Linked DNA regions of Homo sapiens: region 2 is linked to region 1. Evidence: chromatin contacts called from ENCODE Hi-C data. All regions are on one chromosome and are shown on one strand. The core of a region is the stretch at or near the end of the contact, and the rest is flanking DNA. Distances in the headings are between cores, read along the strand shown. Region 1 holds the start of ACAA1 (acetyl-CoA acyltransferase 1). Region 2 holds the start of ULK4 (unc-51 like kinase 4).

Region 1 (7,866 bases), core at 3,807-6,306:
TCCTATGCTTCTAACTGCCCCCCTCAAGGGATGTAAAGGGCAGGGGAACAAACCCAGCAGCTCTGCTCCCATGCCAGGCCAGATCCATGGAATGGGGGTGAGCAGCTACTGGGCAGACCCCATCTCTGCAGGCACTTGCTCCCCAGGGCCCCACAAGCACATTCCCTTCTACTCCTATGAGAATCTTCAATCAAAGACCAAGCACAGCCCAAAGGCAAGGGAAGCCTGTTTGGGCCACAGGGATCCTTCTCTCTCTCTCCCTTTGAAGATTCAGAAATGAAAACTGTGTATCTCTGTTTCCCCCAAAAAACAGAGAAAAGGAACTGCTGCTGGGACAGAGCACCAGAGCAAAAGAAATGCCTAAAGTCTGAGGCCAGGGACCACTCGGCCTTACCAGTAATCATATAGCTAACCCTGCATGTTCCCATGGACTCTTGAAAGCCTGATCCCACCTAGACGAAGCACTCTGATGGGCATCATATATTCTAACATCCATTGCTCTGGTAGGTTCCCCAAGACTCTCATACTGGTCTTAGCCCTGGAAGCTAGTAGGGCTTCCCCTCCTGATGTAACCTGCCTTGGCCAACAGTACAAAGCCCTAGGGAAATTTCCAGACCTCCTCAGACCCACAGACTCAGAATCTGAGGGAGTGGAAGCATCCTGGTGATTCTGGTGTGTAGCCAGAGTTGGGAACCTCTGAACTAGTGCCCAGGCCAGGCTCTGCAGAGACTCTCTCAGGGGGATAGCCTCCTGTGCAGCCTGTTTGACCCTTCCAGGGTCCCTTAACTCCCTAGCAGGTAGTTACCATTCCTTCACTCAATCCACCAAGTGTTCACTAAATACCTACTTACCACAAGGCATCACCTGAGGGATGCTGCGATGCTTATAACACTGTGCCCTAGAGGATGCCCAACCAACACACAGAAAATGAATCAACTATCAGAGACTGAAATAATAGGGCAAGAGGGCAAACCACATCACAAGGAAGTATATGGCTACTGCTGGAGAGGAAGGGGCTCTCAATTTCAGCCTGAGAGCCTGGATAACTCATGCCAAAATGGTGAGACTGTGTTTAGGCAGGGTTTGTCTTTCTGTCTAGGGCAGAAAGAGGAGGTAGGGCTAGCACTTCAAGGAGACAGAATGACCATATCAGGGAAGACAGTAGGCCCACAGCCGGCTGAACGAAGAAAAGTCAAGGTGAGTAAGCAGCTAGGAGATGAGGCTGGAAGGTAAGTCTGGAGCCAGATTGTAGGGGGCCTTGAACTACAGGCTGGGCAGTCTAAACCTCTCCCAGTTCCTAGAGGGTTGTTTTCCTGTTCCTTCACTAGCTAATGTTCCTATTTATTTATTTATGCATCTAGAAGTACAAAGCCAAGCAGTTCTTAAATCTACACATGAAAATAATTTAAGCACTCTTTACCCTGCAGGCGCTTAAAGGAAAGTTGACCAGGTCTCCTCCTGAGGGTCCTCCTTCCCCATGGTTCTGCCCTATCCCAAAGTCTCTGCTAGTGGGATATGACTGGAGTTCTCAGCTCAACTAGTAAAAAGGCTGAAAGTCACTTTTCAGCATTCTTACTTGATTACTCACCTGACAAATGAGGACAGAGTCCACACTCACAAAAGGCAAATGACAACCTGGCTTTGGCTAAAAATCAAGCTACAGAGAACTTCTGCTCCAGTCCCAAAGGTTTTGTGTATCGTGGCTCAGCACTTCAAAGTAGGGGAGAGGTTGAGTCCACAAGAGCAGGGAGCCAAGGACTCTCGTTGCCTCATTCTGGTGTCCAACCTTATCCTCCCCAACCTGCACACTGAGTTTCCTGGGGCCTGGGCCCAGTAAAGTGTCAAAATGGCCAACCCATGGCTAGAACTAGAAAAGTTTACCTCAGAAACTGGGCGATTCGGGCCATGATTGCCCCGGCCCCAGGCTGCAGCACATTTCCTGTGGACAACAAACTTTCATTCAGTGCCAGGCGGTGGTGTTCTGGGCACTAAAGTATAGCTGTGAAAACCAGAGATGAGGCATTCCAGATCTTTCTTCGGGACACTAGCCCTTGGCAGGCTCACTTGCAACTCTGGAACATCAGGGTTTGGGGCAGGGAGAGCCAGCCATACAACAGCTTGTCCTGGTCATCCACCAGCTCCTGTCCCTGAGGGTCCCACGCTCACTTGCCCATGCACCCAGCTTTTCCAAATCAGCACAGATGGGCAGGTTGTCTGCCCTTAAAAGTGAAATGGGAGTTTCTGAAAATGCACATCTCCCCAGGTATCCTCCTGTGAGCCCTGCTGTCACCCCAGAGAGGTGGAACAGTGATTGCCGACCTAGGGGTGGCATCCGCTGGATAAGACTCTTGCCATATCATATTGCTGTATTTCAAGGTGAGGGGTGGAATAGAGGGCTGGACTGAAGATTGTGGGGAAAAGAAAGATCAGATTGTTACCGTGTGTATGTAGAAAAGGAAGACATAAGAAACTCCATGTTGATCTGTACAAAGAAAAATTGTTTCTGCTTTGAGATGCTGTTAATCTGTAACTTTAGCCCCAACTCTGTGCTCACAAAAACATGTGCTATATTGAATCAAGGTTTAAGGGATTTAGGGCTGTGCAGGATGTGCCTTGTCAACATATGTTTGCAGACAGTATGCTTGGTAAAAGTCATCGTCATTCTCCATTCTCTATTAACCAGGGACATGATGCACTGTGGAAAGCCGCAGGGACCTCTGCCCAAGAAAGCCTGGGTATTTGTCCAAGGTTTCCCCCCACTGAGACAGCCTGAGATATGGCCTCGTGGGAAGGGAAAGACCTTACTGTCCCCCAGCCCGACACCTGTAAAGGGTCTGTGCTGAGGAGGATTAGTAAAAGAGGAAGGCCTCTATTTCCCGCACATCCCTGGGAACGGAATGTCTCGGTGTAAAGCCGACTATTGGTTCTATTTACTGAGATAGGAGAAAACCGCCCTGTGGCTGGAAGCGAAATATGCTGGCAGCAATACTGCTCTGTTACTCTTTGCTACACTGAGATGTCTGGGTAAAGAGAAACAAAAATCTAGCCTACATGCACATCTCAGCACAGTACCTTCCCTTGAACTTATTTATGATGCAGATTCCTTTACTCACATGTTTTCCTGCTGACCTTCTCCCCACCATCACCCTGTTCACCCCGTTTTGCCTGAAGAGGGCCTGCCCCTCCACACCTGTGGGTATTTCTCGCAAGGTGGAGACGAGAAACTGAGAAAAGAAATGACACAGAGACAAAGTATAGAGGAAGAAAAGTGGGCCCAGGGGACTGGTGCTCAGCAATTGAGGACCTACACCAGCACTGGTCTCTGAGTTCCCTCAGTATTTATTGATCACTATCTCTACTATCTTGGCAAGAGGGATGTGGCATTATATACCATTACTATAAGGTAATGGTGGGGAGGGGGTCAACAGGAAAAAATGTGAGCAAAGGACTCAGTGTCATAAGTAAGTTTAAGGAAAGGTGCTGTGCCTGGATGTGCACATAGGCCAGATTTATGTTTGACTTTACACAAACATCTCAGTGCAGTAAAGAGCAGTATTGCCGCCAGCATGTCTCACCTGCAGCCATAAGGCGGTTTTCTCCTATCTCAGTAAATAGAATGTATGGTTGGGTTTTACACCCAAGACATTCCATTCCCAGGGACAAGCAGGAGACAGATGCTTTCCTCTTATCTCAACTGCAAAGAGGCCTTCCTCTTTTACTAATACTCCTCAGCACCGACCCTTTACGGGTGTCTGCAAAGAGGCCTTCCTCTTTTACTAATACTCCTCAGCACAGACCCTTTACGGGTGTCGGGCTGGGGGACTGTAAGGTCTTTCCCTTCCCACTAGGCCATATCTCAGACAATCTCAGTGGGGGGAAACCTGGACAATACCCAGGCTTTCTTGGGCAGAGGTCCCTGCGGCCTTTCGCAGTGCACTGTGTACCTGGTTAATCGAGAATGGAGAATGGCGATGACTTTTACCAAGCATACTGCCTGCAAACAAATGGTTAACAAGCCACATCCTGCACAGCCCTAAATCCCTCAAACCTTGATTCAATACAGCACATGTTTCTGTGAGCACAGGGTTGGGGCTAAGGCTACAGATTAACAGCATCTCAAGGCAGAAAAATTTTTCTTAGTACAGATCAAAATGGAGTTTCTTCTGTCTTCCTTTTCTACACAGACACAGTAACAGTCTGATCTCTCTTCCTTTCCCCCACACTGCCGCACTCCCCTTGCCGAGATAGTGAAAATAGTAATCAATAAATACTGAGGGAACTCGGAGACCGATGCCGGTCACCTGGGCCCACTCTACACTTTGTCTCTGCGTCTTATTTCTTTTCTCAGTCTCTCCTCCCATCTGACGAGAAATACCCACAGGTGTGAAGGGGCAGGACCCCTTCAAAGGTCAAGGCCATGGAGGTTCCCCCAGTGAAAATTCGGGGCGGGGAGGTGAGGAGAGCTCTGGACGAACGGAAGAACGGGGAAGGCCCAGCGCAGGGCCTGAGTGGTTCGCTCACCGACACAGATGTCCCCCAGCTGTTCCGGCCTCAGATTCACGTCCTTGAGAACCGCGGTCATGACTGCCGAGAGAAGCTCGTCGGGGGTGGTGTCCTGCAGCAGAAAGAGCAGCCGCAGTGACCCCCACTCCCCCATGCCCACCCCAGGGAGACAAAGCGACCACAGCTGGGTGCGGAGCTGCCTCCGGCGTCCAGGATAACCAAACATACGAACCGGACCCCAGCCCGCGCCGGCGTCTTCCCACACTCGGCGCCCAGACCCTCGGGCCTCACCTTGAAGCCGCCGCGGCCCGCCCGGCAGATGGCCGTGCGCCGCCCGTGCACCACCACCACGTCCGCGGCCGAGGCCTGCGGGGCACCGCTCAGGCAAGGCGCGGCCTGCGGCATCCAGCCGGAATCGGCCGGACCCCTCAGGTGGCCCAGCACTACCTGCAGCCTCTGCATTGCGCAGGTCAACCCTGCAGACCAGCCACCAGTCCGGGAACTGACCGCGGAGTTAACAGACAGCCGTCCGCACACGCGCAGAACCACATCTCAGCCTCCAAGGCCTCAACTCCGCCCACAGCTCTGCGAACAGACGCGAGCGACCCTCCAAAAGTCCCGTCCACCTCCAGCCTCAGCCAACCACAAGGAGAGTCGGCCTGGGAACCCGCCCCTCCCCGCCACCGCCTACCAAGCCCTCTATAGGAGGGCCCACAGGCACCGCCCAGCCGAGCTTTCCACTCAATGCCCCGCCTACCTTGGCCTACCGCAGCCAACCAGAAGGTGTATCTTTACGAATCCCCGCCCAGAAATGCAGACCGGAAGTCTTTCCACCTTTTGTAGCCAAACCCGAGACCTGACCCCCAAATCCCTGTCTCCTGCCCGCAGCCAAACGGAAGGCTGGGCAGCCAGGACCGCTTACTGCTTGGGGGCTGGAGATGGAAGCCGAGGCTCTAATTCCTCTACCCACTTCCTAGGAGGCTCTGCTATCCCTCCGGTCCCAGTACCCGAGCTGGGGGACCTAAATACTTCCGAGACGCCCGAGTCCTGCTCCGACGTGGTTGGGCTTTCCCATTCTTTCGAGAAGACAGGGAATTTGGGCTTCCGGGCTGGCCGGGAGAACAGATTTTACAGACATGCGGGGTGTGACAAGCTCTCTAACTGGAGAATGAACATTTCACACTTTTACCAGTTTTACACCCAATTGGAATGATTTTATTAGTGCCCATTTCCCGTGCTAGGCTGGGGTCTCCACCAAGGCAGAGAGGTACCATGTATCCGGGGAGCCTGCGACACCCTTGACACTTAGTAGATGATCAATAAGTACTTGTCGAATGAGTAAATGAATGAACCAGGGCTCCCCAGGTCAGGACTGTGTCCCTAAACCTAAAGGGCAAGGCCACGTGCCCCCTTGACTCCCAATAGCAGGGCCATGTCTTCACCTGAGACCCTGGAGAGTAGTGCTGGGCTTTCCACAGACACCAAAGGACAGGGTGCCTTGTGCTCCCCAACCTAGTGTCATGACGTCCCCAACCATTTCGAGGGCAGGGCCACGGCATGCCTCAGGCTCCAGAAGGCAGCTGTCCGTTTCCCACTCCCACCTCGGGGAGCACAGCAGGGGTCTTCCCATACCCCTACTGGCAGGATTGCGTGTTCCCCAGAGACAGTGGAGGGCAGAGCTGGTGCCTTCCCACTTGTCCCCTCCTCGCCATCCTCGAGGGCAGGACCGTATGAACCCCTCAGATTCCTCCGTGGAAGAACTGTGGCTCCACCAGATCCCAAAAAGCAAGGCCCGTTTCCTACAACCCCCGAAGGAGGGTCGTCCTCACTCCGCCGCCAACCTACTAGCACCATCACCAGACCCTCGAGGGCGGTGCCGTGGACCTCTCCAGATCTCAAAAGGCAGATTCCTACTTCTTACGCCCCCCACATCACCCGCCTCGAGACCTCAAGGGTAGAGGTGGGCACCCCCGCCTCCGCACTTTTGCTCGGGGCTCCAGATTGTAGGGCAGGGCGGCGCTTCTCGGAAAGCGAAAGCCGGCGGGGCGGGGCGGGTGCCGCAGGAGAAAGAGGAAGCGCTGGCAGACAATGCGACCCGACCGCGCTGAGGCTCCAGGACCGCCCGCCATGGCTGCAGGAGGTCCCGGCGCGGGGTCTGCGGCCCCGGTCTCCTCCACATCCTCCCTTCCCCTGGCTGCTCTCAACATGCGAGTGCGGCGCCGCCTGTCTCTGTTCTTGAACGTGCGGACACAGGTGGCGGCCGACTGGACCGCGCTGGCGGAGGAGATGGACTTTGAGTACTTGGAGATCCGGCAACTGGAGACACAAGCGGACCCCACTGGCAGGCTGCTGGACGCCTGGCAGGGACGCCCTGGCGCCTCTGTAGGCCGACTGCTCGAGCTGCTTACCAAGCTGGGCCGCGACGACGTGCTGCTGGAGCTGGGACCCAGCATTGGTGAGGACGTCCCCTTCCTGGCCTCGTACCTGGGGGGTGAGGAGGCTGACTTTCCGCGGCCTCAGCATCCTGTCTCCCATGGAGAGACCCCATTTCCTGCCTCGGGGGCCCGAAGAAGCCTGCAGAGGGAGAACCATGCGGGTCCCGTTCCTTCTTAATAACCGGTCGCGGTTATTAAGAAGGACTGGAGAAAGGTCCGGATAGGCGGAGATGGGAAGGAAGCAGCTTAGGCAGAGGCTTTCAGGTAGGGCCAGGAGTCAGAATCAGGCTTCTGTGGGGGCATCTGGGCTGTTTCAAGTAGAGCAACAGGACAGGTGGGGCGATTGACAGTGGACTGTCTTAGAAACCTCAAGTCCTGGGGAAATGCAGCCCTTCTTTCTACTCACTGGCACTTACATAATATACATGCATAGGCGTTGGATACAGCCGCCCACAGACAGGCACACCTTGCTGAGTTGGAATCACTGCACCATAACCAGTGGGTCTCCTGAGCCTTTCTGGCATGCCCAGCCCCTTGCTCACATCTGCCCTGGATCCCAGAAGAAGCAGACCTACCTTGGTACCATTCTTAGGATCCCTAGGAAGGGACAGAGATACAAACCTGACTTTGATGGCCTTCCAGAAAGCCAGAACACCACTGACATCCCTTTGGGTCAGTTAGAGCCAGTGGGAGCTCAACTTCTCAGAGCCGTTGAGCTTCGCGTGGCACCAGTGAACTGGGGAAGCCCTCTAGAACAACCCAGCCAGAGGAGGTGGGACAGCGGCTGGATCCTGACTGTGGGTAAAGAGGTAGGCACTCCCAGGGAGGCTGCTTTACTCTGTCTCTTCCCCACAGAGGAGGATTGCCAAAAGTATATCTTGAAGCAGCAGCAGGAGGAGGCTGAGAAGCCTTTACAGGTGGCCGCTGT
Region 2 (7,866 bases), core at 1,454-3,953, 3.8 Mb after region 1:
GCCTGTAATCCCAGCTATTCCGGAGGCTGAAGCAAGAGAATGGCTTGAACCCAGGAGGCACAGGTTGCAGTGAGCCGATTGCGCCACTGCACTCCAGCCTGGGTGACAAGAGACTCCATATCAAAAAAAATAATAATAATTAATTAATTAAAAACAAAAAGGCACTGGTTAGTATCTTTCTTTTAATGACGGTTTCCCTAAGTCCTTTTTACATCCCTCTTCGTTCTAAAACCCATTCATTAAAAAGAACCAATCCTGGCCTAGCACAGTGCCTCATGTCTGTAATCCCAACGCTTTCGGAGGTGGAGGCAGGATTGTCTGAAGCCAAGAGTTCAAGACCAGCCTGGGCAACATGGTGAGATCCCGACTCTACACAAATAAAATAGCCTGGCATGGTGGTGCATGCCTGTAGTCCCAGCTATATGGTATGTATTATAACCAAAATAAGATTAAACTGACAGTATGTTAAGATGGGAAGTTACTAAGCCAGAAAAAATATAATCAGAAACCTTAAGTGTTCACAAATTGTCTACATTAGGATATCTCAGGATAAGATGATAAAATAAGTTTTCATACAGTATGTATAACTGATTTCTTGAAAATAAGGTTTTAGGCTACAAGGGAAAAAATTAAGTAAAATCTTGATTTTTTTTTTTTTTAAAGGAGGCTAGGTCTTGAACCCCTGGGCTCAAGCAATCCTCCTGCCTCAGCCTCCCAAAATTCTGGAATTACAGGTGCAAGCCACCATCCAGCCCATCTTGAAATTTTGAATTTGATTTAGGCCAAATTCATTTCCTTAATCTTTAGTCACATCTGACCATCAAGTCACATGTGGACAATTTCAGTCTGAAATTAACAAAACACATTAGTTATAAATCTGCTTAGATAGGGTGGTTTGTTACTTTCAAGCATTTCTCCTCTCTAAGGCTGTTTCCTTAGAGTAAAATAAGAATTGGATCAAATGATTTTCTTTTTTTTTTTTGGACAGGGTCTCACTCAGTGGCCCAGGCTGGTGTGCAGGGGCAAGATCTAGGCTCACTGCAACCTCCACCTCCAGGGTTCAAACGATTCTCGTGCCTCAGCCTCCAGAGTAGCCACCTCAGCCTCTGGCACACCACCACACCCAGTTAATTTTTTGTGTTTTTGGTAGATATGGAGTTTCACTATGTTGCCCAGGCTGGTCTAGAACTCCTGGCCTCAAGTGATCCGCCTGCCTCGGCCTTCCAAAGTGCTAGGATTACAGGTGTGAGCCACCGCGCCTGGCACTAAGTTATCTTTCAATAACTTATTAATAGTTGAAATTCCATGACTTTAAGATTCTTTGACTCAGTCCAAACACGTTCCCCATTACAGACTTCCTAATATTCATTTTTAAAGCTGTAACCTCTTAATTATAAAATAAAACACAAGTACAGAAAACTCCACAGAATACATAGTTTAATGAATTACTAAAGAGGGACACCCTTCTAATCACCACCCAAAGTCAGGAAATAGGACTTTGCCAGCCACACAAGCAGCCCCTCTGTGAGCCTGTCTCAATCACCACCCCTCCTGATCCCCAAAAGTTAACCACCCCCTGACTTTCGTAGTCATCACTTCCTTAGGTTTCTTCATGGTTTTCTCACTCGAGTGTGCTTTCCCAGAAACCACAGTTTAGTCTCTTAACCTATAGTGCTCCTAAGGAAGTCTCTCTTAATTCACAAGTTCACCTAAGAAGCATCTAAGAAGCCAGAAGGCAGAGCAAATCACATACAGGTGCAAATGAGGCATTTAAGAGTCGGGGGCAGGTCCTACATTCAAGGAACGCTGAGAGCGAACAGGTGATAAGAGCGCACAGGTGCCCACTTTCAGCACAATCATGACTCCCGCACCAGAAGCATGAGCATCACCTGGGACTTAATACAAAAGAAAAAGTTATCGGCCCTGCCCCAAATTTACGGAATCATACACTACGGCGGTAGGGCCTGGCCTTCTGTGTTACTACACGCCCTGGGGTGACTGGGATGCGCTCAAGTCTGCGAAATGCCAGCCAAATCAACCCCGAGATGTAACCGATGGCGCGCGCCACACTAAGCACTCCATAGGTGCTCCTCCTCGCCGCACTTCACAGACTCAATTATCACAGACTCAGGGGCGCTACGTAGTCACTCACCCCCCCCCCCCCCCCCCCCGCTCCCCAGGCAACTCGCGGCGGGCGAATCGGCGGCTTTCGCGGCCTCGCTACGTCCGTAGGCATCAGTCCGCGAGACCGGCTGGGAGCCTAGGAAGCGCTGCAGGGCGGTGAAGACGCGGTCCGCTCTGGGAAGTTAAGAGATGGCGTCCATAAAGCACATCTCCCAAGCCGAAACACACAAGCACTCTCTCTCCCCGCTGCACCCAGGTCCTAGAAGAGGCGTCCCGTGTGCCCTTAACTAACGCCCGGATAAAAACGGGCGGCTTTTTTAACACGAGCGCAAAGCAGGGGAGCGCAGGGGGTACGGGGTCCACTGGCAGAAGGAGAGAGGGCGGCCAGGCGCCACCACCCACCCGCCCCGGCAGGCCTGCGCGCTCTTCCGCGACCGCTTAGGCAGACACGAACTCAGACTCGTAGCTACTAAAACCGCCACTGCCACGCACCTGGTAGCTAAGTCAAGAAAAGAGTCCAGTCCACTTGGCTGCTCCCGCGGTTGCGCGCATCTCGGCCTCTGCCTCAGGACAGGTCCACAGGCCCAAGAATGGGGGAGAAAGCAGTGAAGCAAAGCGGAACGCGCGGAAGAAGCCGACCAGCCTTACGGAGGCGACGCCCCTCCAGGTTTGGATTCGTCCATACGGTTTCCACGGCAGCACACAGAACGCCGGAAGAAGCTCAGGAAGCCGACTGGCTGTGCAGTTTCCGTTCCTGTTGGCTGGGGCCCGGAAGTGAGAGACCACGAGGGCCCCTCCCTCCACCCAAAGGGCATCACGCCCTGCCTTTGGACGAGCCCACAGGCCAGAGACTGGGGCGGGAAGTGCTGGAGTAACAGTCATAGTGGTCGGCCCACCATCCCTCTATGTTTGGATTTGCTCATTCCATCTCCATGGCAGCACGCAGAACGCTGGAAAAACGCAAAGCGCTGATTGGTTAAGAGTCTCAGTTCCTATTGGCCAGAGTCCGAAGTGGGAGCCCGTGAGGGACTACTCTTCAATCTTAAGTGGGTGCTGAGGCTAGAGTGTGGAGAACTGAGACCTCGTCATTTCTTCTCTTCCCGTTCCCACTGTCCTTCTGTTTCCTTCCATTCTTTTCTTTCTGGCTTCTTCTGGGAGCTCAGGTAGACATGGTGGCATAGTCTGGATAACCAACGCCTCAGAAGCAGGGGCCCCGGGGTCCTCACCATTTAGAAAAGAGAAGGCTGTGAATTACCTTCCTTTTTGGAGATGGAGGAAACAGATGAGACACTCTGATCTCAAGTTGATTGTGTAAACTAAAAATAAAAGTTCCAAGCCCCCCTACCAACTGAGTGGATCCCTCCTCTGGGCCAAAGGCACGCCAAAGTTAACCTGAAGAACTAGCTCAGGCAATGATGGGAAGATGGGGTGGGACAGGCCTCATTATACCCTCCTCCCGTTGGAATACAGGCACAGCTGACCAGCGTTAACATTAAACAGAGACCTTAAGACTGACAAAACAGACTTTTTTGCAGCAATAAGATACCAACATGGCAGCAGGCCCCAAAAGACATTGAAGTATTTTATCCTGATATATATATACACACACATAGACAAACACACACACACATATACTCTTATGTATACATATATACTCATATACGTATATATATATATATTTTTTTTGAGACAGTCTCGCTGCATCACACAGACTAGAGGGCAGTGGCGCAATCTCGGCTCACTGCAACCTCCACCTCCTGGGTTCAAGTGATTCTCCTGCCTCAGCCTCCCAAGTAGCTGGGATTACAGGCGTGTGCCACCACACCAGCTAATTTTTGTATTTTTAGTAGAGACAGGGTTTCACTGTGTTGGCCAAGCTCATCTTGAACTCCTGACCTCAGGTGATCCACCCGCCTTGGCCTCCCAAAGTGCTGGGATTACAGGTGTGAGCCACCGTGCCTGGCCAAATATATTTATTTGACATATTTTGAAATGGCCTTGCAGAGCTATCTCTTCTGGGGGGAATCTACATTCTGTAAAGAATCCCCTTGTCTTTCCAGGTCTTTTCCCTGATGCTGGAGAGAATTAACTGAGAACCTGACACCTGTTTTAAGTCTGATAAGAAACATTTACAATCTATTCTCTCTGAAACCTGCTACATAGAGGCTTCATCTGCAGAACAAGAACCCTGGTCTCTGCAACCTCTTATCTCAACCCAGACACTGCCTTCTATTGGCTCCAGGTCTTTATATAATAACTCTTTTAACCAATTGCCAATTGTAGGGTATATGGATGTGCTTTGGTCAAGGAATAGGCCAAGGTGGACATCCGGGCCAGAGTGGCTCAGCGAGTTTAGGACACAGGCGCATATTCCACTTGTTATGTAACCCGTTTATGTAAGTTCATACTTGGATCTGAGCCACTATTGTCTGTAGAAGGTATAACTGCCCTGCTGACACTGTGCCCAGGTCTGAGTTCAGCACGACACGACCCGGTTCGTGCACTGGTGCCCAGAGTAATGCTACTAACCCCTCTAAGGGAGAGCGGTTGCCCTTAAGGTGGGCAGAGGGGAGCCGAGCCAGGAACCAGCTTGTGCCCAGAGGGAGAGTTAAGCTGCTGACCCTGACAGAGCTGGCTTTGCAGGCCAGGGTGTGCAGCTGCAGGCATGGGGGCAACAGGAGCCACAGAGCCAGAACAGACAGCCGAGATAAAGGTGGACAGTGTGAGAGAGCTAGTGTGATTAAGCTGCTGATGACACAGCCGCTGAATAAAACTACATTTCACTTGCCTACACGCCCCCAACCCTCCTTGTGTTCTTTCAGTTATTCGCCCATCCACCCACTCCCCTTGGACCTCAGCTGGGGGCTGGAACCTGACAATTGGCGTAGTCGTGGCATAACACCAATCACCTATTAAATCCACCCTATGATGTAGAAGCTCTTTCCAGCTTCGAGTTGTCCCACCTTTCCTGACCCAACCAATACCTTATGTCATGTATTGATTGATGTCTTATTTCTCCGTAAAACATGTAAAACCGAGCTGCAGCTCAGTCACCTTAGCTGTCAGGCCTCTGAGCCTAAGCTAAGCCATCATATCCCCTGTGACCTGCACGTATACATCCAGATGGCATGAAGCAACTGAAGATCCACAAAAGATGTGAAAATAGCCTTAACTGATGACATTCCACCATTGTGATTTGTTTCTGCCCCACCCTACCTGATCAATTTACTTTGTAATCTCCCCCACCCTTAAGAAGGTTCTTTGTAATTCTCCCCACCCTTGAAAATGTACTTTGTGAGATCCATCCTCTGCCCGCAAAACATTGTTCCTGACTCCACCGCCTATCCCAAAACCTATAAGAACTGACGATAATCCCACCACCCGCTGCTGACTCTCTTTTCAAACTCAGCCCACCTGCACCCAGGTGAAATAAACAGCCTTGTTGCTCACACGAAGCCTGTTTGGTGGTCTCTTCACACGGACACGTGAGACATTAGCCATATGTTCCTAGGGCCTCTTGAGACTGTGCCTCGAGCCATGGTCACTCAGATTTGGCTCAGAATAAATCTCTTTAAATATTTTACAGAGTTTAACTCTTTTTGTCAACCATCACTTACGGCTTTCAAAGCTCCACACTTGCAAGTTTCAACCACCAGATACACTGGAGCCTGTACTCCAGCCCGAGCAACAGCGCAAAATCCTGTCTGTAAAAAGGAAATTTAAAAAGAAATTTTATTTTTTGCTAACTTTACATGCATTGTTATTATTTAATGCCTCTTTGTATGAAGTAAAAAATAAATTTCTTTTCTGCAGCATTTAATGCAATGCTTTGCCTAAAGAAGGAAGTTTCTATGTGCTTGAATGAGAGATTCTTTTTTTTTGGAGACAGAGTTTAGCTCTTGTTGCGCAGGCTAGAGTGCTAACCTAGCTACACTCTAGAGACAGGGGTTTCTCCATGTTAGTCAGGCTGGTCTTGAACTCCCGACCTCAGGTGATCTGCCCGCCTCGGCCTCCCAAAGTGCTGAGATTACAGGTGTGAGCCACCGCGCCCGGCTGACAGATTCTTTATGATCATCCAGAGGTGAGAAAATGAACCAGCTCCCCTCTTCAGCATCCTTCAATGCAAAAGTGGTTTGCAAACTTTACCATCAGAATCACCTGGAGCTCTTGTTAAAACATAGATTTCTGGCTCCACCTACAAAACTTCTGATTCTGTATCTCAATGGGGCCTAAAATTTTGCATTTCTATCAACTTACCAGGTGATGTCAATGTTGCAAGTTGAGCACCACACTTTTCAAACAACCATCTAGAAAAACTGTTCTGATCTCAGGTAAATCACATCTCCTTTTACTTCTGACCCTTCCTGCCTTCTCAAGAGTCTCAGCATCCATTATTGTCAGTTCTGTGTATTTAACAGGTTTGGTAGGGAAAACGTCTCCTCCTGGACTACTGTCAAATTAATGAAGATTAAAACTTTGAAATATTTTGTTTATTCTGAGTTTTTATAAATAACCTAAAAGTTCATGTCAGAAGCAATATCAGATCCTGGGTCTTCTTAGCCTAAGTTCCTTGGATGCTTCTGTCAGAGAAATGCGAACCAGAGTGACTCCATCTCGAATAGGGGCTGGGTAAAATAAGGCTGAGACCTTCTGGGCTGCATTCCCAGGTGGATAGACATTCTTAATCACGGGATGAGAGAGGAGGTCGGCACAAGCTAGAGGTCAAAAGACCTTGCTGATAAAACAGGTTGCAGTAAAGAAGCCAGCCAAAACCCACCAAAACCAAGATGGTGACAAAAGTGGCCTCTGGTCATCCTCACTGCCCATTATATGCTAATTAAATGCATTAGCATGATAAGAGACACTCCCACCAGTGCCATGACAATTTACAAATGCCATGGCAACATCAGGAAGTTACCCTATATGGTCTAGAAGCGGGAGGTACCCTCAGTTCTGGGAATTGCCCACCCCTTTTGCGGAAAACTTAGGAATAATCCACCCCTTGTATAGCATATGTCAAGAAATAGGCTAGGCATGGTGGCTGACGCCTGTAATCCCAGGACTTTGAGAGGCCAAGGCGGGCAGATCACTTGAGATCAGGAGTTTAAGACCAGAATGGCCAAAATGGTGAAACTCCGTCTCGACTAAAAATACAAAAATTAGCCGGGCACGGTGGCATGCACCTGTAATCCCAGCTACTTGGGAAGGTGAGGTGGGAGAACTGCTTGAACCCGGACTGGGTGGGGGGCTGAGGTTGCAGTGAGCCAAGATGGCACCACAGCACTCCAGCCTGGATAACAGAGTGATACTCTGCCTCAAAAAAAAAGGAAGGAAGGAAGGAAGGGAGGGTGGGCAATTATCAGTCCAGCAGCCCAAGCTGCTGCTCTGCCTATGGAGTAGCCATTCTTTTATTCCTTTACTTTCTTAATGAACTTACTTTCACTTTACTCTATGGATTCACCTCGAATTCTTTCTTGCTTGCGATCCAAGAACCCTCTTTTGGGGTCTGAATTGGGACCCCTTTCTGGTAACACTTCCAGGCAATACGTGAACCTACAAAGACAATTAAATTTTTGTATGCATGTGCATTTTTTTCTGGCTAGAGGGTTTGTGAGTTTGGTCAGATTCTCAAAGGTGCCAATGACTCAGAAAAGTTTAAGAACTCCTGCTATAGATAATTTTAAGACAATATCACAAAAGACAAACTAGAGAAAGCATGGACCATTTTAAGACAGTATCACA

The links. A loop is a pair of places that touch in the nucleus more often than their neighbours do. Pooled maps may share reads with other maps.
Region 2: a loop to region 1 is called in a map of CD4-positive, alpha-beta memory T cell, with 13 times the contacts of the local background. The contact joins the promoter of ULK4 here to the promoter of ACAA1 in region 1. A Hi-C loop is called at or near these places in 1 of 168 maps with a recorded cell type or tissue (CD4-positive, alpha-beta memory T cell), 1 of 37 single-sample maps with no recorded cell type and 7 of 50 pooled maps.

Annotation. Positions count from the first base shown.
Region 1 is chr3:38,132,071-38,139,936 of GRCh38, forward strand. ACAA1 (acetyl-CoA acyltransferase 1) reads right to left here and starts at 5,057. Exons shown (of 12, transcript NM_001607.4): 1 at 4,795-5,057; 2 at 4,522-4,615; 3 at 1,882-1,939. The coding sequence starts at 4,965. It overlaps MYD88 (MYD88 innate immune signal transduction adaptor), which reads left to right and starts at 6,591. Exons shown (of 5, transcript NM_002468.5): 1 at 6,591-6,958; 2 at 7,794-7,866. The coding sequence starts at 6,631. RefSeq lists enhancers at 6,172-7,115, 6,275-6,684, 7,185-7,314.
Region 2 is chr3:41,959,400-41,967,265 of GRCh38, forward strand. It overlaps ULK4 (unc-51 like kinase 4), which reads right to left and starts at 2,704. Exons shown (of 37, transcript NM_017886.4): 1 at 2,617-2,704. RefSeq lists enhancers at 2,674-2,833, 2,984-3,033.